Regions from separate parts of the Homo sapiens genome. Here regions 2, 3 and 4 are each linked to region 1. A link is a loop called in an ENCODE intact Hi-C map of the cell type or tissue named here. Cell type or tissue: heart left ventricle. All regions are shown on one strand. Links, peaks and the distances in the headings refer to the core of each region. The heading gives the core; the rest is flanking DNA. Region 1 has its middle 30 kb from the start of VPS54. Region 2 has its middle 29 kb from the start of MIR4433A. Region 3 holds the start of LINC01805 (long intergenic non-protein coding RNA 1805). Region 4 has its middle 16 kb from the start of LINC00309.

Evidence for each region. Peaks named below come from ENCODE experiments on the same cell type or tissue, not always from the same donor. Only the 100,000 strongest peaks of a DNase experiment are listed, where the experiment ranks them.
Region 2: it touches region 1 in a loop (5-fold over the local background); 99 of 110 quality-filtered maps call a loop at or near these places.
Region 3: it touches region 1 in a loop (5-fold over the local background); 77 of 110 quality-filtered maps call a loop at or near these places.
Region 4: a loop joins it to region 1, with 3 times the contacts of the local background. A loop is called at or near these places in 21 of 110 quality-filtered maps.

Annotation. Positions count from the first base shown.
Region 1 is chr2:64,045,769-64,053,713 of GRCh38, forward strand. No RefSeq gene overlaps it. Among named protein-coding and RNA genes, the nearest start is that of VPS54, 30 kb to the left of the region's middle. In heart left ventricle, for the core only: a CTCF peak has its summit at 4,107 (motif pointing right); a DNase peak (open chromatin) is centred at 4,116; H3K27ac peaks cover 780 bases.
Region 2 is chr2:64,308,109-64,316,053 of GRCh38, forward strand. No RefSeq gene overlaps it. Among named protein-coding and RNA genes, the nearest start is that of MIR4433A, 29 kb to the right of the region's middle. In heart left ventricle, for the core only: a CTCF peak has its summit at 4,447; a DNase peak (open chromatin) is centred at 4,363; H3K4me3 peaks cover 1,028 bases; H3K27ac peaks cover 1,289 bases.
Region 3 is chr2:64,484,244-64,492,188 of GRCh38, forward strand. LINC01805 (long intergenic non-protein coding RNA 1805) reads left to right here and starts at 2,110. Exons shown (of 3, transcript NR_147011.1): 1 at 2,110-2,187; 2 at 4,492-4,599. RefSeq lists an enhancer at 1-1,021. In heart left ventricle, for the core only: a CTCF peak has its summit at 3,930 (motif pointing left); a DNase peak (open chromatin) is centred at 3,918; H3K27me3 peaks cover 314 bases.
Region 4 is chr2:64,217,961-64,225,905 of GRCh38, forward strand. No RefSeq gene overlaps it. Among named protein-coding and RNA genes, the nearest start is that of LINC00309, 16 kb to the left of the region's middle. In heart left ventricle, for the core only: no CTCF peak of the experiment used is centred there; no DNase peak of the experiment used is centred there; H3K27ac peaks cover 254 bases.

The DNA.
Region 1 (7,945 bases), core at 1,517-6,516:
GTTCAAGCGATTCTCCTGCCTCAGCATCCCAAAGTGCTGGGATTACAGGCGTGAGCCACCGCACCCGGCCTATATTTGACTTTTTTAAAAGCCGAACTATACTATAAAGAATGTTTTCAAAAGAACCAGCCAAATTAAAATTATAGAAGGTTTTTTGTTACCTTTAGATTCATGTTTTAATATTCATGGTGAACTATCTTTTCTACTAAAGCCCTTAGACAACTGGCAGTAGCAATTTTCACTGTCTAGAAGGTGGCTTCTCCAACTCAATGTGCATAAGAAGCACCTGGAGCTCTTGTTGAAATGCAGATTAAGATTCAGTTGCTCTGGGCTGAAGCCCAAGACTGTGCATTTCTATTAGGCTGGTGCAAAAGTAATTGCGGTTTTGATGGCAAAAACCACAATAACTTTTGCACCAACCTAATAACAAGCTTCCAGGTGGTGCTGGCGCAGCTGGTCTGCAAACCACACTTTGAATGGCCAAGTTCTGTGGCCTCTTGTCCTTCCCTGCTAGCTGGAAATTCACCTTATAACAAATTCAAACCCACTTTGGTCCTTTGGGCTAAAACCGATCCAAGATTTAAGATGTTCAAATTGGGATGGTTAACTGATCCCATTACATGTTCTGCCCTGCAAGTTAGAATGCGGACTTAAATGAAAAATTAAACTATAGTCAAGATTTTAAAAACAGTTGAGGCTGGGCAAGGTGGCTCATGCCTATAATCCCAGCACTTTGGGAGGCCAAGGCAGGTGGATCACCTGAGGTCAGGAGTTCGAGAGCATCCTGGCCAACATGGCGAAACCCATCTCTACTAAAAATACAAAAATTAGCTGGGCATGGTGGCAGGCACCTGTAATCCCAGCTACTTGGGAGGCTGAGGCAGGAGAATCACTTGAATCTGGGAGGTGGATGTTGCAGTGAGCCAAGATCGCACCATTGCACTCTAGCCTGGGAGACAAGAGCGAAACTGTGTCTCAAAAAAAAAAAAAAAAAAAAAAAAATTGAAAATGTGACCCACACTCTCCATATTCATTCATACTCTCTATGTCCTTTGATTTAACCAGTATTCTTGTCATACCTTAATCTCTTCTTAATGAATAAGATTTAAAAAGATGTATCGATGGAAATAATGTGTTAAACAACTTATCTGTTGACATAGCAAATAAGTAGAATTATTTTAGAAAGCTATTTAGTAATCTGTATCAAGATGTTGTTTTTTTACACCAGAATTGTTTCAATGTTTGTTTTACCCCATATTCTCATTCTTGATAATTTATTATACAAAATTATAATATTTGCTGAGCATTGCCACATGCTCTTCACTGTAATGGATTGTAGATTAACTTGCAGTAAGGAGAAAAGCACTTTCCACAAACATATTTATTTCAGTATGAACTAAAATGAAAAACATAGGAAACTAAACTTCAACAACTAGGTAAATTTTTATATAACAACTCAAAGGAATAATTCAAGACATTAAAAATGTGTAAATTATAAAATTGTGTGTTAAATGAATGCAAATAAAAAACTATAGAAGCAAAAAAAAAAAAAAATGAAAGTTAAAGAGGCAGAATTTTAAATAAAATGTTGCCTTAAAAGTTACTTGAGGCTGGGCACCGTGGCTCATGCCTGTAATCCCAACACTTTGGGAGGCCGAGGCGGGCGGATCACAAGGTCAGGAGTTCGAGACCAGCCTGGGCAACATGGTGAAACCCTGTCTCTATTAAAAATACAAAAATTAGCCAGGTGTGGTGGCAGGCGGCTGTAATCCCAGCTACTCGGGAGGTTGAGGCAGGAGAATCGCTTGAAACTGGAAGGCGGAGGTTGCAGTGAGCTGAGATCGCGCCATTGCACTCCACTCTGGGTGACAAGAGTGAGATTCCACCTCAAAAAAAAAAAAGTTATTTGAAAAACTACACACACACACACACACACACAAATGTGTAGAAGGATCAGATAATACAAGGCTTCATTTCATTTCTTTGGCTGTTGAGGCAACTTTTAAAAAGCCTTCTCTTACACCAACAAAAATATTCTTGTCCTTTCCTGCTTTCATAGCCTACATCTTCCTGTTTGTGAATACAGGTAGGAGATGTTGGAGTGGCAATCTGGGGCTCTCCCGTGGTTTACAGTGAAGAAAATAACTCAGTTTCATCAAGAGGCTGGCAAATGTTTTGCAGATATTTTACAATTGTATCAACCATAACAATGCCACAGATTCTACAAGGCTAAAAACCAGGCAGCAAGGCATTTGTCTTTCGGCTATTTTTGCTTAGAAGTTATTGGTGTTTGGCCTTATTTTCTTATATTGTAAACTTTTTGGATATTGGATATTTAGTTGTAAATGTCAGCTTGTTTATATTTGAGTTTACTCAACATTGGAATCCCTAAGGAATTCTTGAAGTTTGATAAATTCCCAGATACAACGGCACAATTCAGGGAGAGGAGTTTAGAGTCGTGAGTACCCTTTGCAGGAAGATAATGGTAAGCAAAACCTACTCTTAAAAGTTGTGTTGGGGGGTAGACCACAGTAGCTGATGGATGGTGAATGGTCTCAGGGTGGGAGTGGAGAATGGAGAAGGAAGAGGAGGCTCTGGGGCATAAAATGATGGGCCCTATACTAGCACCTCATTCTTGCTTTTACAGGGGAGGGAAAGACTTTTCCTCTACCCTCCTAGGTTTAAAATTTGAGTCTGTGAAACAAACTGACAATACGCAGATTAACCGGAGAAAAGGTATACAAATTTATTGCATGGATGGGGCATCACAAGAGAAAAAAAAATGAATACCCAAAAAAGTGGTGAGATTTGGGAGCTTATACTGTCTTCGTAGGGGAAAGAAGAAGAGGGATATGGACAACTTAGGAGAGGGTAAATAATTTGGGGGAAAGAATGAGCCCTTAGGGAGATGGAATCGTTTGTAGCAAACTCTTACATTCTATTATAGATGTAATAGAAGTGGTGTCCACTTCTAATCTTCTGTCCTGTTGTAATAGTCAATCTTCCTGGTTGATTAACCTACCAGAGAGGGGAATTAATGACAACTGAGTTCATTTTGGAGGATCTGTCTTCAGGCAGGTAAGGGAGAGTTCAGAGAAAGCCTCTCCCTGCATTTGCTGTCTTTCAAGTGTCTTCAGCTTCAAATAATTAGTATACCAAAGTAGCATATTTTGGGGTGGCATGTCCCAAATGCCTTTGCTTTCTTTTTTCTGAGTTTGGGAAATGTTCTTCCTTTTCTTGGGCACACTGTCCCCACCAAAGACAGAACAAACAAACAATTCAAGCTTTTATGCAATGAGATAGACACTGTGCTAGGCCTGCTCCCATTTTTGGCCTCCTGCAAAAATCCCAAGGAGCAACCTGGGAATATTTTTTTTTTTTTTTTTTTTAAGATGGAGTTTCGCTCTTGTTGCCCAGGCTGGAGTGCAATGGTGCGATCTCAGCTCACTGCAACCTCCACCTCCCAGGTTCAAGCAATTCTGCCTCAGCCTCCCAAGTAGCTGGGCCTACAGGCATGCGCCACCACACCTGGCTAATTTTTGTATTTTTAGTAGAGACGGGGTTTCTCCATGTTGGCCAGGGTGGTCTCAAACTCCTGACCTCAGGTGATCCGCCTGCCTCGGCTTCCCAAAGTGCTGGGATTACAGGCATGGGCCACTGCGCCCGGCTGCAATTTGGGATTTTTGTAGGAAATCAGGAACAAGGCTCAGGAATGCTGTCCTGAAAATGATCAAATCCTTTCACCTGCCTGTCTTGCTAGGGGCGTGGAGAATACATAAAGGTACACAGAACTAGAAGGATGGAGGAAATAATGAGGCTGTCATGGGAGATTTCCTAAAGGTTACTATGAATTAGCTAATTTGTGATACCTTGTTGCTAATTGCTGAAGAGAGGCTGCTCTTTTATTCAGAGTTATGGCTATGCCAGTTCCTTCTGGGCACTATTCATATGCATGAGTTTGCCTCTTGTTCTACATCAGTGCCTCCTGGTTTGCCCTCCTCTTTACACTCTTGACATGCAGAGGTGAAGGCAAGTGTGGTTGTGCTTTCGTTAATTTTGTATGGGAGGAAGTGGTTGTTCAGTGACCTTGGAAAAGCCCAGTGCTGATGTTTTACAGCAGGTGGCAGCCTTTCCCTGGGAGAGAAGACAGAGCTAGTCTGATCTAATGCAAAATTGTTTAGGGTTTTATTGCTTTTCCTTGATAGACGTGTCAAGTGATTACCTGACCCTGAAGTTGAAATTGGCTTTATCACAGAGGGAAGAGAAGCAGAGATCCTAAGCCCTGGAAAAGGGAGTGTAAACTCACTTCTGGGGCTCAATCCCACAGCTGCTGCCTCTGAAGAAACTGGTGGCTGCCCTCAGGGAGTCTGGTCAAGTTCAGACACCACATGGCATCTCTGAGCAAGGGCCCACAGAGAGACACGGATTGGAGCAGGGAGACACAGATTGAAGCAGATCAACAATTATCCTGCTGTATTTTGTGAAGGAGGGCATTTGATAGCAGAAGTACCCCCCTTTCCATTCCAGATGTGTAAAGCAGCCTTTTTTTTTTTTTTTTTTTTTGAGATGGAGTCTTGCTCTGTCACCCAGGCTGGAATGCCATGGCGCAATCTTGGCTCACTGCAAGCTCCACCTCCCGGGTTCACGCCATCCTCCTGCCTCAGCCTCCCAATGTAGCTGGGACTACAGGCGCCCACCACCATGCCCGGCTAATTTTTTTGTATTTTTAGTAGAGATGGGGTTTCACCGTGTTAGCCAGGATGGTCTTGATCTCCTGACCTCGTGATCCGCCCGCCTCAGGCTCCCAAAGTGCTGGGACTACAGGCTTGAACCACTGCGCCTGGCCGCAGCCTTTTAAACTAATCTGCCAAATGGTTTTCTTAAGGTTATTCAGTTACTTGCATTCAAATTTGCAAAGTGCTTAATAAAAGGAAAGGCAGACTTGGTGGAGAAGCTTGATGCTGGAAATACATCCAATTTGTTTCTGAATTCTTTTTTGTCTTTTTTAATTTTTTGTTAATTTTAATTTTTTTGAGACAAGGTCACACTCTGTCACCCAGGCTGCAGTGCAGTGGCATGATCTTGGCTCATTGCAACCTTCGCCTTCCAGGTTCAAGTGATTCTCGTGCCTCAGCCTCCCAAGTAACTGGGACTACAGGCGCTCACCACCATGCCCATAGGAGTTTTCTGTATTTTTATTAGAGACGGGGTTTCACCATGTTGGTCAGGCTGGTCTTGAACTCCTGACCTCAAGAGATCCACTTGCCTCGGCCTCCCAAAGTGTTGGGATTACAGGTATAAGCCACTGTGCCAGGTCTGTTTCTGATTTCTTAATGGTAGGATTGTATGTATAATTTATCAATAAAGTGCTATGTAGAAAACATTATTCAAAACTTAGCGTAAATGAGTAGAGATTGACCGAAGTCCCTATAGATGAATCTACTTTATGCCTAAAGGAAATATGGGTGATTAGACAGGGATAGGAGCAGACAGAAATCAAGGGACTAGGTGGGACTATTGAAATTAATTAAAATTGAAATGAAAAATTCAGTTCCTAAGTTGCACTAGCCACATTTCAAGAGCTCAACAGCCACATGTGACTAGCGTCTACCATGTTGGACAGCACGGATAATTGACCATTTTTATCATCACAGAAACTGCTACCAGATAGCAGTGGACTAGAAGAAAAAAACAGGGAGTGTGGCCAAGTGAAAAGGTGAGTAGTTAAGAACAAACCCTCCCTGTAATGCTAATTATTGAAATACTAATTCCTAAGTGTGGCAGGAGTTTCAAATAGAGTATCTCATATAATCCTCATACTGATCCACAACCACAGTAACGCTGCTGACATTTGTTGAAACCTTTTTACTACTGCAGGCCAGGCACTAAAAACTCTGTTGAACTGTTTGGGCTCGGAAAACAATACCCTAAAACAAAGACCTCAGAAAGCAACCTCAGAAACAGAAGTTTTTCTTTGACCTTCTCCTGCCCTCCTGTCTCTTAATCCTTTCTCCACTGAGGCCAGCCGCAGAAACTAGAATCCCTCTTCCCGAAGGTGGGTCATAGAAACCAGAACCCCTTTACCCAAAGCTAGTCATAAAACCTACAATTTTACTCTAACTTTCCCTCCACCTTTCTGTATAAAAACTGGCCATGAAGAAATTATCTGACCTCCCTTATTTGACTGTAGGACATAAGACCCTGGTTCCAGAGAGGGTCCTGTCCCACACCCAGAAGGAAGGAATGCGTGCTCAGAGACGCCAAGAAGAATCTAGACGGACAGGCCTTGCTGGGTTTCCCCACTCCGGCCATTAGATCTTACCCTTTTTGTCCAGTCATGTTCCTATACAGCTGGCCATACTTTGTTGAACCTAAGCATAAAAATGACAATTTCCCCTGCGTGTTTTGGTCTTCATTCTGAAGGCTCTTGTGTATTCCCGTTAAATAAATTTGAATGTCTTTTCTCCAATTAGTCTACCTTTTTTGAGTTGGTTTTTCAGCAAACCTTCTGAGGGCCACGAGGAAAGCTCTCCCTTGGCCCCTACGTAACTTGCTGGTCTTTGCAAGAACTCAGTCAAGTTGGTACTATTATTGTTCCTATTTAACAAATGAGGAAACTGTAGCAGAGAGGGACTTTAGTAACTTATCCAAGGTTACCTGGCTTGTAAGGAATAACTGGGACTCAAACCCATGTCTTTCTGGGCTGTAACAATTACAGAGAAAGCAAGCAAGGAAAATACCTAGCACTCTCTTTATGTGAGTCAAATTTGCTTTTAAGCCACTTTTCCCTAAGGCAGGCCCACCTCTTAGATTTTCTGTCACATAATTGTCTTTCTGGCTGAAGAAGAAGGCATTATGCCAATTCTGAGAGAGTAACAATGACCCCCTGTTAGTCAGGATGTGAGCCGCTTCCTTCCCTCTAAAGCAGAGTCTGCTGCTGCACAAGGGAAGTTGGTTTCTCAGAAGCTCACCTTTGTAGACACAAGTCTGTTTGGGTGACATTTTTTAAGTAAAATATTCTTAAGATGAAAATGAAGACTAGAAGTGTACATGGGAGATGCTCTTTTCTCTAGGTGGTGAGATTAAGAAAAACTGTTTTTCTATTCATCCGTATTCTGTAACTTTTCTACATGAATATGTCTAAAAAATTTTTTTTAAAAAATCAAAGCCAGAGACTGCATGGGAAAAAATTGTGCCTTGGCTTTTGTTAATAGGCTTTTGATAAGATAGTAACTACTTTAGTACTAATAGCCAATAAAAATACATTTGGTTGAGTGCTAAATACTTTAAACAATAGCAGGGGAAGTGTGGAATTTAATTATAAGGTTAAAAAGGACACTAAACAATGTCCAGATACTCAGTGCTTCTCTGCAGATGGAGACACAGTTGTTTTGTGTTCATGGCCCTGTCTTTTAAATTTTTTTTATTTTTATTTTTTTGAGATGGAGTCTCGCTCTGTTGCCCAGGCTGGCATGTAATGGCTCCATCTCAGCTCACTGCAACCTCCGCCTCCCAGGTTCAAGCGATTCTCCTGCCTCAGCCTCCTGAGTAGCTGGGATTACAGGCATGTGCCACCACACCCAGCTAATTTTGTATTTTTAGTAGAGATGGGGTTTCTCCATGTTGGTCAGGCTGGTCTTGAACTCCCGACCTCACGTGATCTGCCCGCCTTGGCCTGCCAAAGTGCTGGGATTATTGGCTTAAGGCACCGTGCCCAGCCACGGTCCTGTCTTATGTCGCACAGTTCAAAGTGAGGCACAGGCTGGTAGATAAAAAACAGGGAAAGTCATGAATCACAATATTACTTTTATCATCAATTAGCAACAAATGGTCTCTGAAAACTAATAAACTTGGCATGGGGAAAGAGAGAGGTGATCTTTTCAAGCTACAGTGCATGTTTGTTCTCCCAGGTGAGACTCATTAAGTAGAAGCCATGTTACTGAGA
Region 2 (7,945 bases), core at 1,852-6,851, 260 kb after region 1:
CCTTGTCTTACTTGGTCTCTTTGCAGCAGAGGATTTACCTTTTCTTTGCAAACACTTGTTTCTCCTGGCTGCCACAACTCCACAATCTCATCATTTTTCTTCTCAGGCTCTTTCCCTGGGGCCTTGGGTTTTCATTGCCCTCCTCCTGCCTGGGAGTCTGGTGCCTGTGAGCTCTCCAAGGGGAGCACTAGTCTGTTTGCCCTCCAGAGTTTCTCCTAGTACCTAGCAAAATGCCGGACATGTAGGAGGTGATCAATAAACAATTTTGGAAGAATGAACAAATGTGAGTTTTATTCATATTTATTTTGGATTTATTATATGTCCTGACAACTACAAAAACAGGATTGGAGGTGGTTTACAGTGTTAGAATATATCTAAAAACATAACAAAAGCTTTTTTTTTTTGAGACAGAGTCTCGCACTGTCGCCAGGCTAGAGTGCAGTGGCGCCATCTCCGCTCACTGCAAGCTCTGACCTCCTGGGTTCAAGCAATTCTTCTGCCTCAGTCTCCTGAGTAGCTGGGATTACAGGCACAAGCCACCACACCCAGCTAATTTTTTTTTTTTTTTCTATTTTTAGTAGAGACGGAGTTTCACCACATTGGCCAGGCTGGTCTCCAACTCCTGATCTCGTCACCTGCCCGCCTCAGCCTCCCAAAGTGCTGGGATTACAGGCATGAGCCACTGCGCCTGGCCAACAAAAGCTTTAAAAAAGAGAAAAATAACAGAAACCAAATAAAAGTGAAATGAGATAAACACACCAGATTGCTGGGATGAATTAGTTGCTGCAATTGAACACTAAATTTAGTGCTGAGCTTCCTGGTAGGCAAAGCAAAATAAGCAATACATCAAGTTGTATAGTTCTCACTGGCAAATAAAAGGAAGCATAAATGTTTGCTTATGGATAGAAATATTTTCTAGCACTAAACATCAGTAGTTGTTTTATCATGTTTACCTTTAACAGAAGGTAACAAATGATAGTCAAAGATACTGCTCAATATCTTACTTTTTTTTTTTTTGGAGACAGAGTCTCACTCTGTCACCCAGGCTGGAGTGCAGTGGCATGATCTTGGCTCACTGCAACCTCCACCTCCTGGGTTCAAGCAGTTATCCTGCCTCAGCCTCCCGAGTAGCTGGGACTACAGGCACATGCCACCATGCCTGGCTAATTTTTTGTATTTTAGTAGAGACGGGGTTTCACTGTGTTGCCCAGGCTGGTCTTGAACTCCTGAGCTCAGGCAATCCACCCACCTCGGCCTCCCAAAGTGCTGGGATTACAGGCATGAGCTACCCCGCCTGGCCTCTTTATATTACCTTTTATATAATAAGTAGTATATTATAGGTACTATATACAAGATAATATACTGGGCAGTGTCTTAGACTATCATTTTCCAAAATATATGAATGCTTCTTCAAACTGTTCCTTTAGACACCTGGATGATACTAACAGAAGGGGTAAGTATTCCAAGACACATCATAGTTGTGTCATTAGGGAAATAGATTGGGATTAGGTGAAATAAACTTCTGGGTACCAGGCACCCAGAAGATACATGCATAAAATGATCCCAAACATCATGGCTGTCTTGCTCTTGCTGGAAAGCCTAAGTAAATTTGAGTGGAGCCTGAGGAAGACTACCTACACCTGTACTGATTTTCACAGGGAAGCACACACAGACATCCTCCTTCTGTTTTCCTCCAGAGATTTAACACTATGGATTCATAAAAGCCCCAACTTGGAAGCGGGGACAATCTGTATTCTAACAATCAGAGCCCCTGGGAACATGTGATGTTAAAGTCCCAAAGGGGAACGGGCACGGTGGCTCACGCCTGTAATCCCAGCAATTTGGGAGGCCCAGGTGGGTGGATCACGAGGTCAAGAGATCGAGACCATCCTGGTCAACATGGTGAAACCCCGTCTCTACTAATAATACAAAAATTAGCTGGGCATGGTGGCGTGCACCTGTAGTCCCAGCTACTTAGGAGGCTGAGGCAGAAGAATCGCTTGAACCCGGGAGGCAGAGGTTGCAGCGAGCCGAGATCATACCACTGCACTCCAGCCTGGCAACACAGCGAGACTCTGTTTCAAAAAAAAAAAAAAAAAAAAAAAGTCCCAAAGGGAGGCCAGGGAGGACTTCGGCTCATGCTTCCCTTTCCTACCATGTTTGGGTTACATCTAAAGAACCAAGACAACACAAACCATGTTCCAAAATGAGACCCACAGAGTCAGGAAAAAAACATTATTCTTAACCCCCTCTCCAAGATCCATATTAAAAATAGAGTTGAAAATGGGAGTGAAGGGACAAGGTTTCCAGGGAGGATTTTTGGAGAAGGCTCCAGTGCCTGTGCACACAGTGGGGAGAAATGGAGGATGCAGCTCATTCCTCTCACGATAGAGGGGCTTAAGGAGAACTTAATGTGTATCACCTTCAGTCTGGGGGCAGACTGGATTGGACCAGCCTTGAAAACCTCGAAGGTCTTCAGATGGAGGGGCGCAGACAGAGGGCTTTACTGGGCTAGGGGAAATGGGGAAAGGATGAAGGCAGGGACTTGGAAGCTGGCTCATTGAGTGCCCTGGGGGTAAAGGAACCTCAGCCAAGAGAAGCAGAGATGTTGCTGGATTTCCAGGAACCAAGGAAGCAGAGGCAGCTGCTGGGATTGCGATGCATCGACCTTTCACCTGCGACCCACAGGTGAGAGAACTCAGTGATGATGAAGGGGAGGGAGTTGCTGAGGAAGGTTGAACTTTAATAGCAGTTAAGTGCTGAGAAGGCCCACCCTGGAGCTTTCTTGCACCTTTCTCTAGTTCTCCTTCCTCTTCCTCCAACCCTGGGGCACTATAGTCAGCAGCTGAAGGGAGGAGAGGGCAAGGAGAGTCAGTCACAACCGCCCCACGCCCATAGTAGGCCTGAGTTGGGAGAAAGATGAGGACTCTAAATCCAGTTTTGAGTTTTTGTTATTCCACAGGAGTGGACATTTGATTTCTGAAAGGAGATTACATCTCATGGCTTCAGTGACTGTAGGACTCTTTTAGCTTAGAGGGACCAGAAAAGTCAGAGTCTGCCAGAATTTCCTCCCACAGCGCGCATTCAAGGGGATCCTGGAAGACCACACAAAGCTTCTGTGTTCTGCCAGCACGGGATAGCGGGACATGAGCAAGTCCAAGCCTGCCCCTGCCCTGGAGATGGGGCAATGAGGGCAGAGAGTCCACTGAGGGCAGGCTTGGGTGTGGAGCACCTTCAGAGAGGGGCCCTTCCCTAGAGACAGGGCAGGAAACCAGGCTCACTCTTTGGCACCCAGGAGTCCGGGGAGTGAGGGTGACGACAGCCACAGCGGAGAGGCTCCCGGCAGGATGGGGCCTGAGGAAGCCAGTGCATCTGCAAAGGCCTGCAGGTCAGGCCCAGCTCTCAGGGGCCCCGCCAGGGGAACCTCCTCCAGCAGATAACTTGAATGAAGGGCAGGCCAGACACCGAGGGAAGTTAGCCCAGTGAGGCGGCCCTTGTGCCCCAGGCTCAGGGAAGGAAGGTGAGTTCAGAATCAGAATCAAAAGACGGTGTAATTAGAAGCTGCAAGTGGATACACATGAGGGCGTAATACCTGCCGTCACGCAGCTGAGAGCGCTCGGGGCACTCTGGAAGAAAGCGCAAATTCAAAGTAATATTATCATCTTAATTATAATTAGAACCTGCAAGTGGAGTCTTGAAAGGCATTTATAGCATATCCTTACTTGTTTAGGTCAGCTTCCCAGAAAGAGGGGGAAAAATAGACTTGGACTTTTTTAATTTAGGCAAGAAATAGATCGGCCCATGCGTCAGGGCTGCTGTCTAGAGCCCCCTATGTGAGGGACGTCTTTTGGGGCTCAGTTTATTAAAGCTCTGCCTAGAGCCTAAAAGCTCAATATGGCAGAAAATAGGCTTTTTTTTTTGTAAGCTTTAGAGGGCTGCAAGCCAATTGGAAGCTTCCACCCGCTGTGAAGTAGTGAGACTGGTAAAATAGCTAGTAAATTACCCCTGACTCAGGGCCCATTGAGTGATAGGTCTGCAAAGCAGAGCACGAGGGGAGGACGGCCAACAAATATCCGGGGGAACCCCAGTTGTTCCTGGTTATCCCTTGGCTGATTGTCTGGACTGAGGATAATTCAGACTTGCTAAGCTTTTTCCTCTCACTTTCTACCCCTCTTAGAGGACAGGAGGCATCAGACAGGGGCCCGAGGGAGAAATGCTACCCCTTATTTAGCTGTTGTGGGAAGCTCTGGTGAAAACCCCATGAAAGCAAGTTGGGGCTGATGGTCACAATGAGGTCTCTGCTTCTATGGAATTCAGCCGCCCACGCTGCTCCCGTGCCCGGTCCCTGTGAACAATCCAGAAACAGCTGTGATTGGCAGAGCCACTGAAACCAGAGCTTCGTAGACGGGAGGAAAACAATCACGCCACTGTGTGGTGCAACTGGGTTTGCAGGCTCCCTGACAGATGAAGACAAATGTTGCATAACAGCTTATGAAAAATTGGCTTAAAAAAACTCTGCATACCTGGGTCATAGTCAATGAGAACTAATGTAGGTGCTTCTATCCCATCTCCTATTCCCAAAATTTAGGCACCCAATCTCCCTTGGTTTCCAAGGGCCCCTTTCATGCCCAGCTCTGCCCTGTCTCATGCTCGAAACCCATTTCTTGATCCCCTTTCCCTTCTCCACTCAGCTCCTACGTTCCAAACTTACCTACCCTTAGACCAATTCCTTAAGGACTCTGATAGTTTGACAATCAGCAGTTTGGGACTAACGTATCTCCTCTTCCAGATAACATTCGATCCTACCTGGAGCTTCACGGAGTTGTGCCCTCATCTAAAAGGAGGCTGTGGGGGAATGTTTGAGGCGCCGTCTGGCCCCGGGGGGAGACAGTTCAGTGTAGGGCGTCTCTCAACAGCACCAGATGCATACAAGTCTGAAGTCTTGGAGCATCAGGACTTTTTTTTTTTTTTTTCAATTTTGCTCTGAGCTTTTTGGCGACTATCCTTGCTCAAATAAGTTTTTCTCTAAGTTTCTAATTCATAGGTTTGTCATGATTCACATTTAAAACAAATTTTAATCATTCCCACCTCCCCTCCCCCCCCGCCCTTAAGTGTTGTAGCAGCTTTTCCCCTGGGTGGAAAGAAACCTGGAGTCTGTTCCAAAAACTTTGGAAAAGGAAGCCCGGATCTCTCCAGTGCTCACTATATACTTTCCATGCACGGGAGTGGTTTACTGTAGCAAAGAGTATTTTGTTATGCCTTCTGGGTAATTTTGTGCAAAAATTTACAATGTCAAGGGAACATGGTTATTAGGAGCAAACCGTACAACTCCTTATCTGTTTCTCCACAGGCGCTAGCCATGGGGTTCAGAGCCAAGTGCCAGCTCTTCCTGCTAAAAATGTTCTCAATTTGGTCTCCGCCAGCAGTGAGGACAGCAGTGTGAATGTGTGAATTCTTGCTCCAAACTGGCTAGAACCAAGTTTTGTAAATGTCATTTCTTGGGATGCTGTTTTATCTGAGAAATCACATTTCACCAGCAGCACTGAAACTAGCTGATGATGCCATAATAAGTTCTGACTCCTGCAGGGAGAAGCTCTTTGAGGCCCTTTTTCAATACAGCTGACATGTTTTTCATTTAAGAGCCTTTTTAGGACAAGTTTAAACTCTCACATCACTCTATAAATCTTATGAAATGAAAATCAAATTCAGTACAGTTACAAGCTGTTCAATTCTATCTCCTTTATAACATTTATAACTAATATAACAGAAAATTTAAAAACCCTCTTTTGTGCTTTCTACCAAGGCGGCAATATGGACTCAATATACACAAAATGTAGAACTGAAAATGAATTACATGTTTAAAATACAGATTTTTACACAACAAAACAACAGTCCTGGACCTCCTCCTCCTTAAAAATTAATGTCATAATCTCCAAAGCATTTTTGGTCATGCAAAGTCACTATCAGATAAACCTCAAATTCATAATTTCAAGATAAGAGACACTGCCTCAAAATGGAAGAAAATGTCTTCTTCTAGAATCATTAGGTATATTATTTTACTTGGTAGGTTACTTGAAGCCGGCAGTTAAACTGGTCCCTAGATATTTATTAACCTAAGAAAAGACACGGGAAAATGTACTTCATACAGTCTTCAAGCAGATACTCCACTGTTTTAAAATGAATTTCATTAAGGCTTATACTCAATACACCTACTATACATGTGTATTTAAAATATAGTTTTTCCACTAATTGCAAGATTTAGTGAAAATGTGGCTTTGGCAGGCAATGAATAATAAGTATGCTACATATTCAGTAAAGTTAAAGTTGGGCTTGAAAATAACCATTTATTTATTGTTCAGATTACAATAAAATCTTGTTTGCCTGGAACTCAGGCTACTAGGAATATCAAATAAGAGAAATGTTTTGGAAATGTTCTGCTTTTACAGTTGTTAGGATGTGACTAGTAACTAAGTTGATAAAGAGGTGTATGTAACTAATAAAAGCAAAAACTTCTAGGTTGCACATTAATAGCTGTGTAGCTTCACCCCAGGCTCTTCGCCATTTGAGGATATAGTCCTCTGTGCAGTTTCATGCTCATGGGAAGACCCTGGATGGTTCTGAAGGGTTGTGTGCACCCAGTGCCTAAGTACAACGCCCCCAGAGCAAAGAGGTAGAATATGGTAGTAGCTAAGTATGTGGACTCCAATGCCAGTCAGTCTGAGTTCAAAACCCAACCATACCACGTACTCACTGTGTGACTTTAGGCCACATTGTCAACCTCTTTAGCCTCAGTTTCCTTATTATGTAAATAAAGTTATATCATTGGATTGTGAAGACTATACTAGTGTAGAGTGTCTAGCAGCACGCAGGCACATAGAAGGCACTCAATAAATGTGAAGATTTTTATTCCCAAATGATCCTTTTCCAATGGGTCCCAAGCTTCAGTCTATATCTTAGTTTGACTAGAGATGTGATAGAACCATATTCAGGAGAATTACCAAGGAAACACCTGTCACCTTTCTATTACCCCAGGTGTAGCTCCTAAAATTCCATCACTTGAACAAGTGTAAACAGAGAATATATTTGGACATTAAACATAGTGTTACTATTAGCAGAAACAACATCTAACACCTTTCTGCAAGTGTTCCATGTTCTGTCTCAGGAGCCAGTTGGGATATGGGATTCTGGCCCATCTAAAACCCAGAATTCCCAAACGCCTGTTCTGAATGTCTCCAACCACCAGGATCACCAATCCACTTTGGCCCTCTACCAACTACAGATTTTCTCACTCCTCCTAATGATTGCGTACTCTTGATTTAAGAGAAGCAGTTCTCCTTTAATCCAAGCCAAGTTAGAGAAAGCATGAAAGAAACATTCACTTCTCTTCCCAACTTGGCTGTCAGGTTTTTGGGAGTTGGCCAGGAGGAAAGATGGTCCCACGAGGAACTGCAAAACCAAGTGTCAACTGCCTGGATGCCGCAGGCCATACACACTTCTGGGGTAATGCTTTTCTCTAACATTCAAGTGAAGTGGCAGGAACCCCCATCCCACATTTGGTGGAAGCCAGCATGTCTCTTCCCACAAAGTTTGCTGGAACTCTTGAGGACCTTCCCGTTCTCCTAGTCTCCTCTTGCTCAGATTTCTCCATTCCTCTGCACTCCTGAGTGAACCCCGTGTCTTTCCTTCTAAGACTGCTGTGTTCCTCATATTGCTTTGTCCCATGTTGGATGCTGCCCCAATTCCTTAGCTTTCTCCAAAGCACCATCCACACAAGGCTGGGCTGTGCAGCAGTGTTTGGAGCAAGCAAGGGGTTGTCTGCAGTACAGCTCAACACAGGGACAACAGTTGCCATTGATGAGAAAGCCCATCCATTATTCCTGCCCTGGGGACTGTCCTGCTGACTGTATTACCCCTTAGGCCCATCCTGATGCTGTTTTCTCAGGTC
Region 3 (7,945 bases), core at 1,995-6,994, 440 kb after region 1:
CACAGTGATTGGTCCAAGATGGAGCCATGTGACCCAAGCTTGGCCAATCAGAGCCTTTCCCTGGGATATATAGCAACAGGGAGCGAGACGTTTTCTCTTTCATCTGAAATAACTAACATCAGATGTAAGCTTGGGGTTTCCCATGGCCCTATCTTTCAGGAACCATATAAAGAAATTGGGCCGGGCGAGGTGGCTCACACCTGTAATCCCAGCACTTTGGGAGGCTGGAGTAAGTGGATCACTTGAGATTAGGAATTCAAGACCAGGCTGGCCAACATGGTGAAACCTCATCTCTATTAAAAATACAAAAATTAGCCAGGCGTAGTGGCGCAGACCAGCAGTTCCAGCTACTCAGGAGGCTGAGGTGGGAGAATCACTGGAATCCGGGAGGCGGAGGTTGCAGTGAGCCAAGATCGCACCACTGCACTCCAGCCTGGGTGACAGCGAAAGACCCTGTGTCATAAAAAAAAAGAAAAAGAAAACAAAAGAAAGAAATTAATTTCAAGTACACCAGGAACAATTGAGGCCATCATATTCTGAAGCAGAGATAAAAGATTTGAGATTAAAGAGAAAGTGCAAATAAACTAGTGACATTTTCCTGAATCCTGGATGCTGCTTTCACCCCCCAAAGCTAATGTATCTCCCTTTTTCACTTGAGATAATTTAAATTGGGTTCTGTCACTTGCAAGAAAAAGCATCTTGATCAACTTAGCTACAGTTTTTGCATCTACAAAATCAAGGAGCTGAACTAAATGATTTCCATGTTTTTTTCATATTTCAAGTTCTAAGATTCTGACTTAAAATGTCTGATTTTTTACTAAGAAATAGATTTTTTTAAAAGCGAGGAAAGAGCAGGAGAAGCAGCCTGAAAGAAAAGGAATGCAGAAGAGGGAGACAGGGTCACTCCTGGGACCAGTGAGAGCCAAAGACCAACTCTGCCTGCTGCATGATTTAGACAAGACTCCCGATTTTAACTCAGGACTGTAAGAGTGCCCTGCAAAAGGACTCACGCCTCTAGTGATCCCAGGTAAGGCCCACACATAGGTTTCTCTGACATGCTGTTGGAGTCATGATGACACAGTAGTTGAGGGCATGGGCTTTAGAGGCTGCTGCCCCTGGATTCAATGATTATCATTTTCATCACAGCATTTACTGAGCGTTTATGACATACCTGGAAATATCTCAAGACCCAGCCTCTTCACTTACTAGCTATGTAACCTTAGGGAAGTGACTTAACTGCCACAAGCCTCTGCTTCCTCATCTGTAAAATGGGTGTCATAATAGTTTACTTCTCACAGGGATGTTGTGAGGATTCAATGAGTCAAGAACAGTATCTGGCACGGGCTCAAGCATCAAGAACAGTATCTGGCACGGGCTCTTCCTAAAATGTTCCTCCTTGCCTTTTACACACAGCTCAAATACCAAACATCCACAAAACTTCCCCAATTGTACTCCACCTCCTCTGTCTCCCCCGAGCACTTTGTTCCTGCCTGCTGGCTTTCTTTCTGCACACATTATTTAAGAGGTAGAATGATCAGGATTTCTAGCTCTGTATTTCATTCACCTGCTCACAAATCTATCACCTGTGTGGCTCACCATACCTTATCTTTGGGTTCCTGAAGCGTTGGTCAATGACAAACACACAGGATCTCAACAAATTTAAATGGATTGAGTAAATAATATTCAGCCATCTCTCAAGATCAAAGCAGACAGTATGATCAGTAGTACGTGCCACACCTTTTGGTTTCACCACCTCAGTGAGCATTAAGGATTTTTGTCAGGCGAAACTGATGTGTGATTGTAAAGCTGCTCCTCACATGAAACCACCAATTGCTCAAGCTAAAAGTAACAATTCCTCACAGCTGGCAGGCCAGCCCATCTGCAACTGGCCGTGGAGCCTGTGTTAACGGGTGCGGTGCTGCTAGTTTGGAAGCTGACCAAAGAGACAGTAAACACAAAGGTTGCCTGGGTGCATAAATACAAAACGAGCTCCTCCTTGCCTCATCCCCGAAACAGGCCAGTCACAGCATCAGGGACTCCACAAGTGTCTACTTGTCAGCTCCTGTCAAGTGCAACGGCAAGGACCTACCACCCTCAAGCTGCAGATATTAAGGATGAAATTGCAGGAGCTGCGGTTTTATAAGAAGCCAAACATTGTGTGCATTCAGAAAAAGATATTTTTCTAAGGTGAGTACATGGCAAGGTCATGTATACGGAGAGGAAACATTTCCCCACTTCTGGCTAAAAGAAAATGTGTTAAACGTGTTCACCCGGCTAACTACAGAAAGAACCTCTGGGGACAATCTGGTATGCCGCATGAGACTGACCATGTGGCACCTCATTTCTCATTAGTGCAAATCTTAGGGAAGCAGTACAAAGTGCTTTTGAACCTATAAGGGAAATGAGACGGATAACTGGCTGGGGTGGCATGAAGTTTTCTAAGTAAATAGTGGAATAAAATGTATGAATATAATTTTTATTCCCTTGTGTTGATTAGAATTCAACTCGAGGGCATGGTAAGGCTTACAGGATCACAATGGTGATCTCTCAAATGACTGGAATTTTTTTAAAAAAAACTCTCTTATTCTCAATTCCTCTTTTCTATCTGTGTGTTTTTATTAATTCACTCATTTATTTATTTGTACCCTATGCCATTCCTGAACGCAATGCAGCCTTATGCTCTGCAGGCACTGGGGAACTGACAATGGCTTTTGAGCAGGGCAACTACATGATCAGACATGAATTTTAGATGATCTGGAATCAGCGTTGAGGATGGAACTAGAGAAGACAGAGGTTGGTAGTCCTCCAGATGAGTCCTGACTAGATACCATGAAGGAGAGAAGACACATTATTTAAGAGGCAGAATGATCAGGATTTCTTGACTGGGTGACTGTGGACAGTAGCAAAACAGTGAAAAAATAACTAGAAAGTGACTTTTTCCATGACTTTGTGAATGATGACACTAACTCAAGCAGATTGACAATATAGGAAGTGGACCAGTTTTGGAGTATGGGTAGTAGAAAGCTCGAGGAAGTGCTTTAGAGAAAGGCGCCATATAATGATGCTAAGATTTCAATTCTCTGTCAAGTTGCCAGTGCAGGTGACAGAACATGTGGCTAATGAAGGTCTACTCTTGCTCCCTGTGGGCTGATTGCCAGCTGCACCCTTTGAAGTTGTCCTACATCCTCATCATGCCTGATGGTGACCGCTAGGCTCACTAGAGGAACTTTGAGAGAGTGTGGAAATGGAACAGTACAAGCCCAGAGACATCCTTAGGGACCCAGCCAGAAGGCCTCTCCTACCGATGGGATGGTGGGATTGGAGCAGTGCCAGTTTTGCTTCTTCTTAATTTTTGAAGGGTGGGCAGAAATCTATTGCCAGTGGAACACTGAGTATGCAAGGGTAGATGACCTCACAACTAGGGTGACTGTCCTCAGGCCCTGCCTTGAGTACTGTCTCCCAGTCTGTCTTCACAGCTCGAGGAATGGATCAGGGAGAAGAATCCTCCTTTCCAATCATCCTAGTCTCTCTCTTTCCCCCCAGACACCTTCTATCTATCTCGGAGCCTCTGCTGCTCTTTCTGTATCCCTGGAATGACTTCCTTTTCTACACTGGGTGAGTCTCTGAGCTGGGATACTTCCTGGAAGGGAGAGCCGTTATCTGCTGGAGCAGTCAGCTGTGGACTCGCTAGGCTGTGTCTATGACTGCTGCACAAATAGAAGGATTTCGTTCAGCTTGGGAATTTTTTGTGTATTCTTTACCTATTATCTCATCTTGTTTCTAAAAAGATTCGCTGCATCTTGCAGTATAACAGGAGTTGTTTGCTTTTATTTTATTTTATTTTATTTTATTTTATTTTTTATTAGAGGGACTGGGGATGCCCTCCTTGGGGCTGAGCCAAGGTGCAAAGGTAGAGCTCCCCCTGCTGGCTGACTTTTGCTCCTGCAGCCCTCGGGCGTCTGACGCTTTCGCGTTTATGAAGTCTTGTAGTTTCACAGGGGAGAAAATCAGTGTCGCTCAGCTTCAGGAGGTTCGCTTGCTTTCAGAAACAACGGTCAGTGTGACTGTTGGACTGAACATGCTTAAAACTCATTCCATCACTTTCTGTCATTATCTTTCACTAGCTCTTGCACAAATATTGAGGCTCTTAGTTTGTGGGACATTGACTGGGCCCTGACCCAGAGGCAAGCATTTTGCTAGCACCAGGAACACTAAGGCCAAAGAGACACCCTCCCTGACGTTGGAGACCAGCATAAGCGAAGCTGCCCTCTTTCAGATAGGAAAGCCCTTGTCATCCCAGGATGGGGACACTCAAAATGAAAGGAGCTCCCTAGACAGGGCCCCAGACCCAGGTCCATTCAGGAATAGGGGGTATTTTATCACGAGTTAACTTTGAGTTATCCTGGCCCCTCCCCTAGGCTGACCCGGCAGGTGGGAGGGAGAGTGAGGCATCCTGAAGGCTGCAAGCCTGGCTGGCTGTGATCCACGCAGGAGATCTACACCTCAGAGCACTTCCTCCCACTGGGCAGTGGACCACTCGAGCAGCGGTTCTGAACACCTGATCCCCAGACTCATCGCAGCAGCAGCATCTAGGAACAGGTAACACATTCTCAGGTTTGAAAGGCGCTGGGTGTGAGGCCCAGCAGCCTGTGCTTTAGCAAGCCCTCTAGGTAACTCTGACAGTTAAGGACGTCCAGAGACAGCGGTGTGGCCACCTCTGGGAGCCCTACGTGACAGCTCAGCTTCATGAGACATGGCTTCTTCTGCCTCACAGCAGCCACAAAGCCATAGCATTTCAGAGGTACCTATTAGATACCCCTCCCTTTTACAAATGAGAACACCAAGGTGCAAGAATACATGGTTCGCCTAGGGCAAATCTGTCAGGGGATTTCCCCACCAGGCATCCCAATTTACACCAATAGAAAAGGGAGGCCAGTAAAAGAGACCCTTCCCGGGTTCCTCAGACCTGCCTGCTCTGGGTGTCAGGGCTCTGCACAGCATCTAGTGCAGATCTGTCTCTCCCGGGCCTATGACTGGGTCACCCTGAAGCTCTTGGCCCATGGTCTTCCTCTCCTTGGGGGTGATGTCGCATTCCACTTTCTCCTTTTTGATCGCACTGGTCCTTGCTGCCACTCACTCAGAGATGGAACATAAAGGGCCCAGCTGTGAAAGGATCACAATGAGGTTTGGTTTTTAAAATCAATCCCCAGCATCTAAAAATACTTGTCAATCACAGAGAGATAGGAAGTCACTAGAAAGACAGGAAATGTTTGAGGTTGGAAATGCATCCCCTCTAGCCTGGCCATATGGTACAGATGCCCTTTCAGATAAGTGCCAAGGTCTTGTCAGCTGGCTAGAATTAAGGCAATGCTCTGCCTCCCCTCCCCACAATATTTACAAGCATTGATTTTCTAGAAGGGAAGGGGTGGGGAGGGAAAAAGGAGAAAAGAATAGCATCTTTATTAATATTATTATTTTTGTGCACATCATCAGAGGGGTTGGGTCCCAAAGGGGAGACTGCACTTTGAAAACACAGCTTTCTCTCAAACAGCAGAAAAATGATGGGCTCACAGTGTGAGCACTGTCCATGCAGCCCTGCATGATGGGTGAGGTGCTGACTCAGGCAGAGAAGAAATTTCTGCACCTCTCCACTTATTATTATTATGGTCTTTGCAAAAGGCTCGATGCTCCCTTGTTTGAAAAGATCACTGCACTCTTTCATCCCTGATGCAGTGAACAGCGGTTGGGGAGCACAAAGGAAAAACTATTTTCTCACCAAATGTGAAGGAGTCATTTTCCCAGGAGGCTTTAATCAAATGCTATGCCGGATGTATTGAGGAAGCAGTGCAGGGAACAGTCCGTACAGGAGGACGGCCTTTCCATACTTGCCTTCTGGAGAGGAGGGTCTGGGCAAGCCTGTTCCATCCAGAATGTTTCTGCAGGTATTGGTGGCATGGCTAGATTTCAGAACTGTTTTAAAGAAGAGAAAAAGGGGATCTTTCAGCTGGTTTGGGAAAGGGAGCCTGGAGTGCTCATCACACACACACTCTCACACACACACTCACACACACACTCACTGACACACACACTCTCACACATACTCACACACATGCTCACACACTCTCTCTCTCTCTCTCTCTCTCTCACACACACACAGAGAGACACTCCGAGCTACTTCTGCTTTGTTTTCCAGATATCCCACCTCCTCATTCTAAGTAGCCCTTCTATTTCTTGGTCTCAGGAGGGGTTTCTTAAAAGATAAACTCTTTTCGTGGTATAAATAAGAGTTTAATCTAATTGAGGATATAATATTAGATATTCTGGAAGTGGGGAGTATTTGGGGAAAGAATGGGGGTTGAGCTGAAAGAGGGGGAAGATTCATGGGTTCACTGAGGATTGGGACCTATGCTCTGTGTCCTCCCAGTGCCCCAGGGATACGGCAGGGCCTCTGGGAGGAGTGGCTATAGGATGTGCCCTGGGCAGCCAGGTCTAAGTGTGAGGATAGCCAGTTCACAGAAAGAATGCAGTCCTAAAAAGAAATCAGATGGGCTGAGTTTGAACCCAAACTCTGCCACTTGCTGGCTGTGTGACATGGGGTAGTTACTTCCCTTTATTGCCTGTTTCCTCATCTGTAAAACTAGGACTATTATTCTACAAATGTTTAGGGCTGGGCGCAGTGGCTTATGCCTGTAATCCCAGCACTTTGGGAGGCTGAGGCAGGCGGATCACGAAGTCAGGAGTTCGAGACCAGCCTGGCCAACATAGTGAAACCCCGTCTCTACTAAAGATACAAAAAATTAGCCAGGCGCAGTGGTGCGCGCCTCTAATGCCAGCTACTCGGGAGCCTGAGGCAGGAGAATCACTTGAACCCAGGAGACGGAGGTTGCAGTGAGCCGAGACTGCGCCATTGCACTCCAGCCTGGGTAATAGGGTGAGACTCTGTCTCAAAAAAAAAAAAAAATTATTGAACTATATACTGGGTACTATTCTAGGAGTTGAAAGAAAGAATTAAAAAACTGGAGGTCCTACCCTTACAGAACTTACATTCTAGTGGTGGGGGGAGGGGGGCAGATGAAAGACTCTATTAGTAGGTAAATCACACAGCATGGTATGCTGGACGATGATAAGGGTTATGGAAACAAAGTAGAGCTGGGAAAAGCAGAATTAGAAAGGGAGGGGCACAGATACTGGTGGTCAGGATATGCTCATTGAGAAGGTAATATCTAGGCAAAGCCTTGAGGAAGATGAGGGAGAACCATAAGTTATCTGGGAAAAGAATGTTCTAGATCAAAGAGTAGTTGCCTCATATAAAACTATTTATGTAAAGCACTACCAAGTCCCTGGCACGTTAGTAACATTCCATAAACGTTAATCGTTGTCATTATTTTCATGGCCAAGTAGGGCCCAGCAGCTACCATGTGGGCTAGAAAAATGAGCACGTCCACAGTAATCAGCATGCCCTGAGCTGGAGGGACTCCTCCAAATGATTGGTTTTAGATGAAGTCCCCAGGACCTTTGTTTGACTCAGGGGTAAGGGGAGGAATCCCTAACAGTGACTGAAATTACATTTCCCTCCAGGCCTACCAACAGGAGACTGAAGTCAGATTCTATTCTGATTTAAAGAAAATAAGGTAATGTTGCTTTCTGACTTGAGCTGATAAAGTAAGATTCTTACTCATGCCCGAGAAAAATGGGAAAAGTCTGAGAAAGGAAGACATGAGAGGGTCCTAGACTGAAAGACCTAAAAATGTCTTGATGCTGCAGATTGATATGACTTTAGCAAGGCAGGGACCAAGGGCGGGGGTGCGGGGAGACAAATGAAAGGCAAAAAGGAGTTGAGGTCAGAGAGAAGAAAAATATATTGGAGGCTATATCTGAAGTTGCTACAAGTAAAATACAAGCAGCTCTGGCAATAAGAGCAGGGCCCGAACATATAGCAAGAGCA
Region 4 (7,945 bases), core at 1,658-6,657, 170 kb after region 1:
ACTTTAATCATTTCACTTATTTTTTTGGTTAAAATGCTGATCAGTTTTATATCTTTCTTCTTTTGGGTTCTCCATTTCTTTAGTTCAGTAATTTCAAGGCCAGGATGGCATTACTGATTCTTTTTAAAAACGGGTATCTGGGCCAGGTGTGGTGGCTCACACCTATGATCCCAGAACTCTGGGAGGCTGAGGTGGAAAGATGACTTAAGGCCAGGAGTTTGAGACCAGCCTGAACAACACAGTGAAACCCCATCTCTACAAAAAAAAAATTTTTTTTAATTACCTAGGCATGATGGTACACACCTGTAGTCCCAGCTTTTCAGGAGGCTGACACACGAGGATCACTTGAGCACAGGAGTTGGAGGCTACAGTGAGCCATGATTGTGTCACTGCACTCCAGCCTGGGCAACAGAGTGAGACCCTGTCTCAACAACAACAATAACAAAATGGGTATGTGAAAACTTTTCCCGATAATGAATCTCTGCAGACCTTATGATCAAAAACACAAGCTACCACTTGACAGGATGAGGTGTGAGCATAACATACCAGAAAGATTTTAGCATACATGCCACAGTTCAGAAATCCAATGTGTTTTGTGAAATGAAGTCACAACTGGGACTCATATCCCAGTAATGCTGCCATTTCTCAAAATATCTTTAGAATTCCTCCAATCTCCTCACTTTATTTTAACATCTGATATTGATAAAGATATATCACATCGTCATCAGGCTTGGCTCTGGATAGAGTCCTACCATTTCAAAAAAAAAAAAAATAGATCTCTCTTTTTTTTTTTTTTTTGAGACGGAGTTTCATTCTTGTTGCCCAGGCTGCAGTGCAATGGTGCGATCTCGGCTCACTGCAACCTTCGCCTCCTGAGTTCAAGCGAGTCTCCTGCCTCAGCCTCCTGAGTAGCTGGGATTACAGGCATGTGCCACCACACCCAGCTAATTTTGTATTTTTAGTAGAGATGGGTTTCTCCATGTTTGTCAGGCTGGTCTCGAACTCCCTACCTCAGGTGATCCACCCACCTCGGCCTCCCAAAGTGCTAGAATTATAGGCGTGAGCCACCGCACCCAGCCTAAAAAATAGATCTATCTTAATATTTATAAATCATTGAATATTTTCCCTTCCTTCCTTTCTCACATAATTCATAGGCACCTAGCTATGCCAGTCACCCTTCAAGATGCTGGCAAGATAAAGTCCTTATCATCAATGTGTTCATATTTTAATACGGGAGAAAATAACAAAATAAGTTATAATATAACCTAAATTTGTCCAGGCTTCACCAGTCTATGAGTGCAAATATGGTCCTCATAAGAAAAATAACCCAGATTTCACAGGCTTTGGCCCACTTACGTATATAGGAACTTAGCTTCCTGCCAGCCTTTTCACAGAGACTCCCACACTGACCCCTGAGGCTTCTCTAGTTCAGCTCTCCCCTGTTCATAGCTGCTGCTTTCAAGCCTCAAGGATTCCAGGTATCTGGTACTTCTTCCTCATCTTTTTTTTTTTTTTTACTTTTAAAACTTTTATTAAATGATGGAAGAAAAAATACTACTTATTATACTAGTTTAAAGCTTTTCAAAAAATTCTAGAAAACATTTTACAGGGGAGAAATCGCTGCAGTAGGCAGCCTGACTGGCAGCCAGTGTCTCTCGAATAGCTTATCGTAGAGAATGCTTACTGTTTTCTAAACTGATCTGCTGTAAAAAGGAAGAGGCTAGTTTAACCCAGTGAGCAAATGTGGAGCCAAAAGACAGGAAGAAAATAGGGACAGCAGAGTAACAGACATTTTCTACTGAAGCTCAGCAAGCTGCCCCCTCTTTTGGAGTGAGGGGTTAAAAGAACATAAATACTCTGCTACAGATAGTGGTCCCTGGTCATCACACAGCAGCAACACACCCCATGAGGGCAGAAGTTTTGTCCATTTTCTTCATGTCTTCATCAGACCTAGAAGAGTGCCCGACACTTACTAGCTGCTCAATACATATGTGAACGTTGAATGAACAAATGTCAAAATAGGGTTAGTCCTTCAATCCACATTTCACTGTGACCCAGTTATCTTCTACGCAGAAATGGGGAGAATGACTCTCCCCTTGCTCATTGCAACATTTTGTTTTCTGCGTCCCAATGCAAAGGTATCTGGGCCCCTCTTCTTCCAAAATCCTTGATGATCATAGCCCTTTTCAAATTCTGCATCAGCTCCTTTTTGTAAGAACAGTTTTGGTCTTTGAGTAACTGCTGGGAAACAGACATACTTGAACCCCAAGTATGGCCTAGGCTCAAACTTAATCTCCTGACTTAATTACCAGTTAGCATGATAAGAGCTATACTAGATGCACATACAGGGACATGGGAAAGGAACAAAGAAACTGCAGACAGCAGGAAATCAGAGGGAGGAGGACAGATGGTGTAGAAAGATGATGGATGAAACTCTGCCTGCTTCGTGTTTTTGCTTTGTACTTGCTCCCACCCCCCAATTTTTACTTCATAATCTGATTGGAACTTCCTCTTCCTCATTTTGTAATTTCCTCTTTCCAAGTACATGATAGGTGCTAATTTTGTTTGTTGACTGGCTAACAAAGAGAATTAAGACCTTAGTGGAGTCCCATTGCCTTTCCCCTAATATTTGCTTTTCCATATTGATTGCTCTTTGGTTGAACTGGGATATGAAATACTGGATAATGAGAACACAATAAATCCTCAGTTGTTCAAATCAATCACTACTAATGGACGGCACACAATATCCCAAGCATTGTGCTAGATGGAAAGCCACACAGATTAATAAGGGTGCAGCTCTAAAGAAGCAAACAGTGTAGCAATAGTGATGAAGCATGCCAAGCAGCTAGACTGTAAGGTAGAAAGAGTCCTGTGGTGTACTAGAAGATCACATAACTTGCTATAAGAACACAGAGAACACAGAGGAAGCAAAGAGAAGTCTAGTTTGTAGGCTCTGGGAAGGTTCCATAGACAGCTAGGAAGAATAAACAAGATTTTAACCAGTGGAGATGTGTGAGGGAAGCATGCAGACAGTGGAAGCCCCATGAACAAATTCCATCTACAAAGGGACATATAGATGCTTCCAGTGGTTTCTCTCATCCTTTATCAGTTATGTGGCAGTCTCTTATGACATAACCAGTAGAATAGTTATGGCATGTTTTTTAGAGTTTGCATTGAAGGACAGGGTTTCATTGAACAATGCTGCTGGCAGTATTTTAAAAGAAAGATTAAAGTGTCACACTGCATGTGACTCTGTCTATCTAATTCTGCATACAAAGCAGATGGCTGTTAAATGTTTGTTCCATCCCTGGTATTGTTTGCCTTGTAAATGCTAAAGAGAGCTGAAACCGAGAATTCTACCACAGTAAAGGAATTTTTTTGCCTATAATTTGTTTATAACATATTCTGGGCTAACAGGCAAGCTCTCTGCTCCCTGGGGCTATGCTGTAAGTGCACACACATTCCGGAATGATCAGCCTTTTCCTCGCTGATGCTAAGAGCCCCAAAATCAATACATACAATCATTTATCACTGACAGATTAGCAATTTCTATTGATTTCTTCTGAAATGGGAATTTGCACACTCCACGGAGCTTTATTCTTTTAATAAGCAACTAGGCAATCAGTTGTAATTTCAGGTTTTGAAATGCTTTGGCAACAGTTTTTATGAAACACACAGAAGAAAAACAAGAAGGGGCCCTGGATAGTTTCAAAGTCTTGCGAAGATGTACAGAAGCGAATTTCGATTGCCTGCCTGTGCCAACAGTGTACCTCTGTCCCCTGAAGCAGATGCTCTGTCCTTTGCCATGAATCTAAGGACTACTGTTAATTTGCAAACTTCCAAAGTCTGGTGGGCTTCTTGTCTTTCTTCCCTTTCTAAAAACCATTGTCAACCTGGGATACAATCTTAGGCTGTACATCTTCAGAGACTAGCAGGCAGCAGTGTTTGGAGGATCCACTTTTAAGCAGGCTTAACCTAGCGCTTTTCAAACTCTCCTGGGGAGCCCCTTAAAATGTGGATTCTGATTCTGGGGTGGGGTCTCAGATTTTACATTTTCAACAGGCTCCCAGGTGCTACCTGTGGCAGGACTTTAAACTCTTTTCCCTGACAGAATTCCTCTTCAAGGTAGAAAGGACAGGTGTGAGACAAGGGCAGAGTGCTAGGCACTCAAAGGCCACTTGATGACACAGAGCCCTGAACAAATGTCCCACAAACACCAGCAATAGAACCAAAAAGGAGAGTCTGAGCTCTTCACTGATAAAGCTTGTTCATTTTTATGTGTATCTCTGAGGCAGTACGTGAATGGGATAATAGAAGAAGGGAAAGAAAATCAATCATTCATTCCTCTGTTCTGTACATTTGAATCCCCTACTCCATACCAGGCATTTTAGGTGCAGGAAATGTAAAATATAGTAAAAGTGGTATAGAAAAGTCTATTTTGGAAATGCAGATACTGAAAGCATTCCCCTCAACCTTTTTCTTTTGGTCAGGAAACTTACTCCAAGACACCCTACACACAAGGAATCCAGCCGTTCAGCATTCCCAGCAGAACAACATTATCTATCATTGTTCTTTGTGTTCAGAGATATTCTGGCAAAGATGTTACTATTCCTGTGTGTGAGTTTGGCAGAAAGCCCTAAGATGTGACCTAATTTCCAAATAGCTTGTCCTTCTGGTTAGCTGTTATTAGTAAAACCTGCTGTAGTTTATGACTCTACCTTATAGACTTCGGGAAAATCATCAGGAAAGCAATGGAGATTTCCCACCTGAATTAGCTTGTGTTAACTAGCTAATCTTTTTAGAATAGTAGCTTCTGCCCATAATTTAAAGAAACGATGTAGAAACCAATGCATTATCTTTTCTTTCTGGGAGAAGAGCTCTTAAAAGCCTGGAAGTGGAAGATCATTAGGTAATGTGTTGTTAGCTCAAGAAGAGCACATTGTGGTATACTTATAGTCATACTGTCCAGTGGGGAGAATGTTTATGTATGGACCTGTCTTATCATCCCTTCTACCCTGAGTGGATCTTGAAAGTTAAATTATAACATTGCATTATGCATAAAGGAGAAGGATGCTTTACAGAAAAGACATTTACCAAGCTCTTGAGGGACCATTGTGTGCTGATCAATGACAGATGGTGTTCAGCTTTCACAATGTAGGAGTGCTAAAGGATGTGGGGTCACAGAAAAGCCGTGGAAAATCCTAGAGTAAAATATGGTGCAAGTTGTTGTCAGTCTGGCACAAGAAGAGGAGGTACCGAGGAAATTGTACCAAACACCAAGAGAGGAAAGGAAACTGAAATGAAAAATGATAGTACTTCAATTTCTGAAAAACAGGCCTGCCCCTAATTTAGCTATGAGATGTTGGGTAAGTTACCAATGTCTCTGGGCCTTGCTCTACTAGTACAACAGAGGAGAGAGAAATTCTAGAAGATTTTCAACTCCCCTCCTGCTCTGTAACTCTGGTTCGCTATGTGCTAAATGCACCTTGAAATAAACACTTCCTTTGTGTGTGTGTGTTGCGCGGTGGAATCCTCACTTTACAGAAGAGGAAACTAAGGTTCAGAGAGCTTAGGAACCCAGGCCAAGCTTACACAGCTATTAGGAGGCAGAGCTAGAACTTGAGCCCAGACAACCTGACACCATAGATAATGCTTTTAAGCTTTATGTTGCCTTTATATGTCTAAGACTTTTATGGGTAAAGAAGGAAGGAATATTTTGTAACTTTCTTAGAAAATCAATTGTCAGGAGATCTCTTAAAAAATTTGTTACATACCTTCTTTTAGAATTCTTGACATTGGGCCGGGTGCGGTGACTCACACCTGTAATCCTAGCACTTTGGAGGCCAAGGCAGGTGGATCACTTGAGGTTGGGAGTCCGAGACCAGCCTGGCCAACATGGTGAAACCCTGTCTCTACAAAAAATACAAAAATTAGTTGGGCATGGTGGCGAGCACCTGTAATCCCAGCTACTCGGGAGGCTGAGGCAGGAGAACTGCTTGAACCAGGGAGGCAGAGGTAGTAGTGAGTTGAGATCACACCACTGCACTCCCAGCCTGGGTGACAGAGTGAGACTCGGTCTCAAAAAAAAAAAAAAAAAAAAGAAAGAATTCTTGACATATTGGAGAGTGGAGTTTGATCTGAATAAAGGAAGCTGTTGTAACTGACATAATAATTTAAGGTCCAAGAATTTAAGACATGAGATGAGAAGCACATACTTTCCTCCTGCCTTACTCAGCTCAATTAGTTGCAGGTGCTGATACATTTACTTTTCAGGTTTTTGTCTGGCCAGTTGAGCCCACTATGTTCAGGCCGGGCTGCCGAAAAGTAGCTGCACAAGTGATGGCTAGTGACAACTAGAATTCATGTTCCTGTCTCCTAAACTTGAGATCCTGGGAGTCTAGGGAAACGCTGGGCTGCAAATGGCAGCTTCTCCACATCCTCATCCAACAGTCTCCCATGCCCATATGATGAGGTTCTGGCAGAGTTTCCTGGTTTGACAGACATTCCTCCTGAAACTGAATTCTTTATTAAACACCATCCTGCCTGGCTGGGGCTATGATACCTCTCAGCCCTCGGAGGCAGTGTGTTAAAGGGCAGTTGGGGAGTGCCAACTTCATCATTTTTGCATATCTGTATACCACTTGTACATACTGTTATTTACTTATATTTGTCTTTAAATGGACTCACTTTTGAAATTAAATACCTTAATTTTTTAAAGAAAATGTCAAGTTTTATAGTTAATAAGTTTTGTATCTAGGTCTGTGATTCATGTTAATTTTCTAAATGGTGAGAAGTAAGGATTCAATTTTGTTTTTGCATACTGATATCCAATTATTCCTGCACTATTTATCAAAAAGACTATCTTTTCTTCACTGAATTGTCTTTGCACCTTCTTCCCTCTCTTTGGGAGTTAAATTGGAATTTTTGTTCTTCTTAATTGTTAGCTAGGGAGCCAAAATATGAGCTGCCATCCACCTGTCTTCAACCAGGACTCCTTCCAGGAGTACCTCCTGCTGCCCACCCATTAGTTTGAAATCTAAGTTTGCTAATACCTTTGAACATTGTAATTTAGTCTCTTATTGGCTTCTCTTTGGCCACTCTGCTTACTAATAAAAATCCTCCCTTTTCTTGAGAGTTTATAAGTACTCTGGCACTATCTCTGCCAATTCCTCACATTCTCTCCTTTTCTACCAACCTGCCTGTGATGCCCCAAAAGTTAAAACTTACAAAATAAGTTTGAAATTTTATAAGGGGTGGAATAGGGTAGCAAAAGGTTTGAATTTTTGTGGAGGAGAAAGCAACGTCATTAATTATTGGCATGTCACAAATGAGATTCACTATTTAAGGGCTCCTGTGGCCAATATGTTATTTCCGCCATAAGATTCCTGTTTTGGAGTAGCCATGTATATACTGTCACACATATATGTACATATACAGACATAAACACACAAACATACACAGATACCTGGAAATATTTTGTGCTTAACGATGACTTTCCTTCTAGTTAATTTACAGATGTATTTTGTAGACCTGCTATAGGGGGCAAAATTTTAAGTTATAGGATCTTAGAGACACTAAGGGATCATCTGGGTTGGATAGGTTGTCAACTCTGATAAATTGGTGGGGATGGCTTGGAGCATTGTATTGAAAAGGATTGCTAGGCTGAGTTTAGCTCAGCAGGGAAGACAGCTGTCATTGATTAGTCATAGACTCCCATTGCTGGGGGTGGTGGCATGTATATGGTGTATGACTAACTCTAAGACTAGGCCACTCTTTTCCAATGCCATAATCTCTTCTACACTTTTCTTGACAGCTGAATTCTACTCATTGTAGGAATTCTTTCAGTAATTGTGAGCTTACTATTTTTCAGGAATGCTCATTGCTACGTTGAACAGCTCTTCTACATGTTCAAGTCTAAAATCTATCTCACAGCAACGTCTAATCA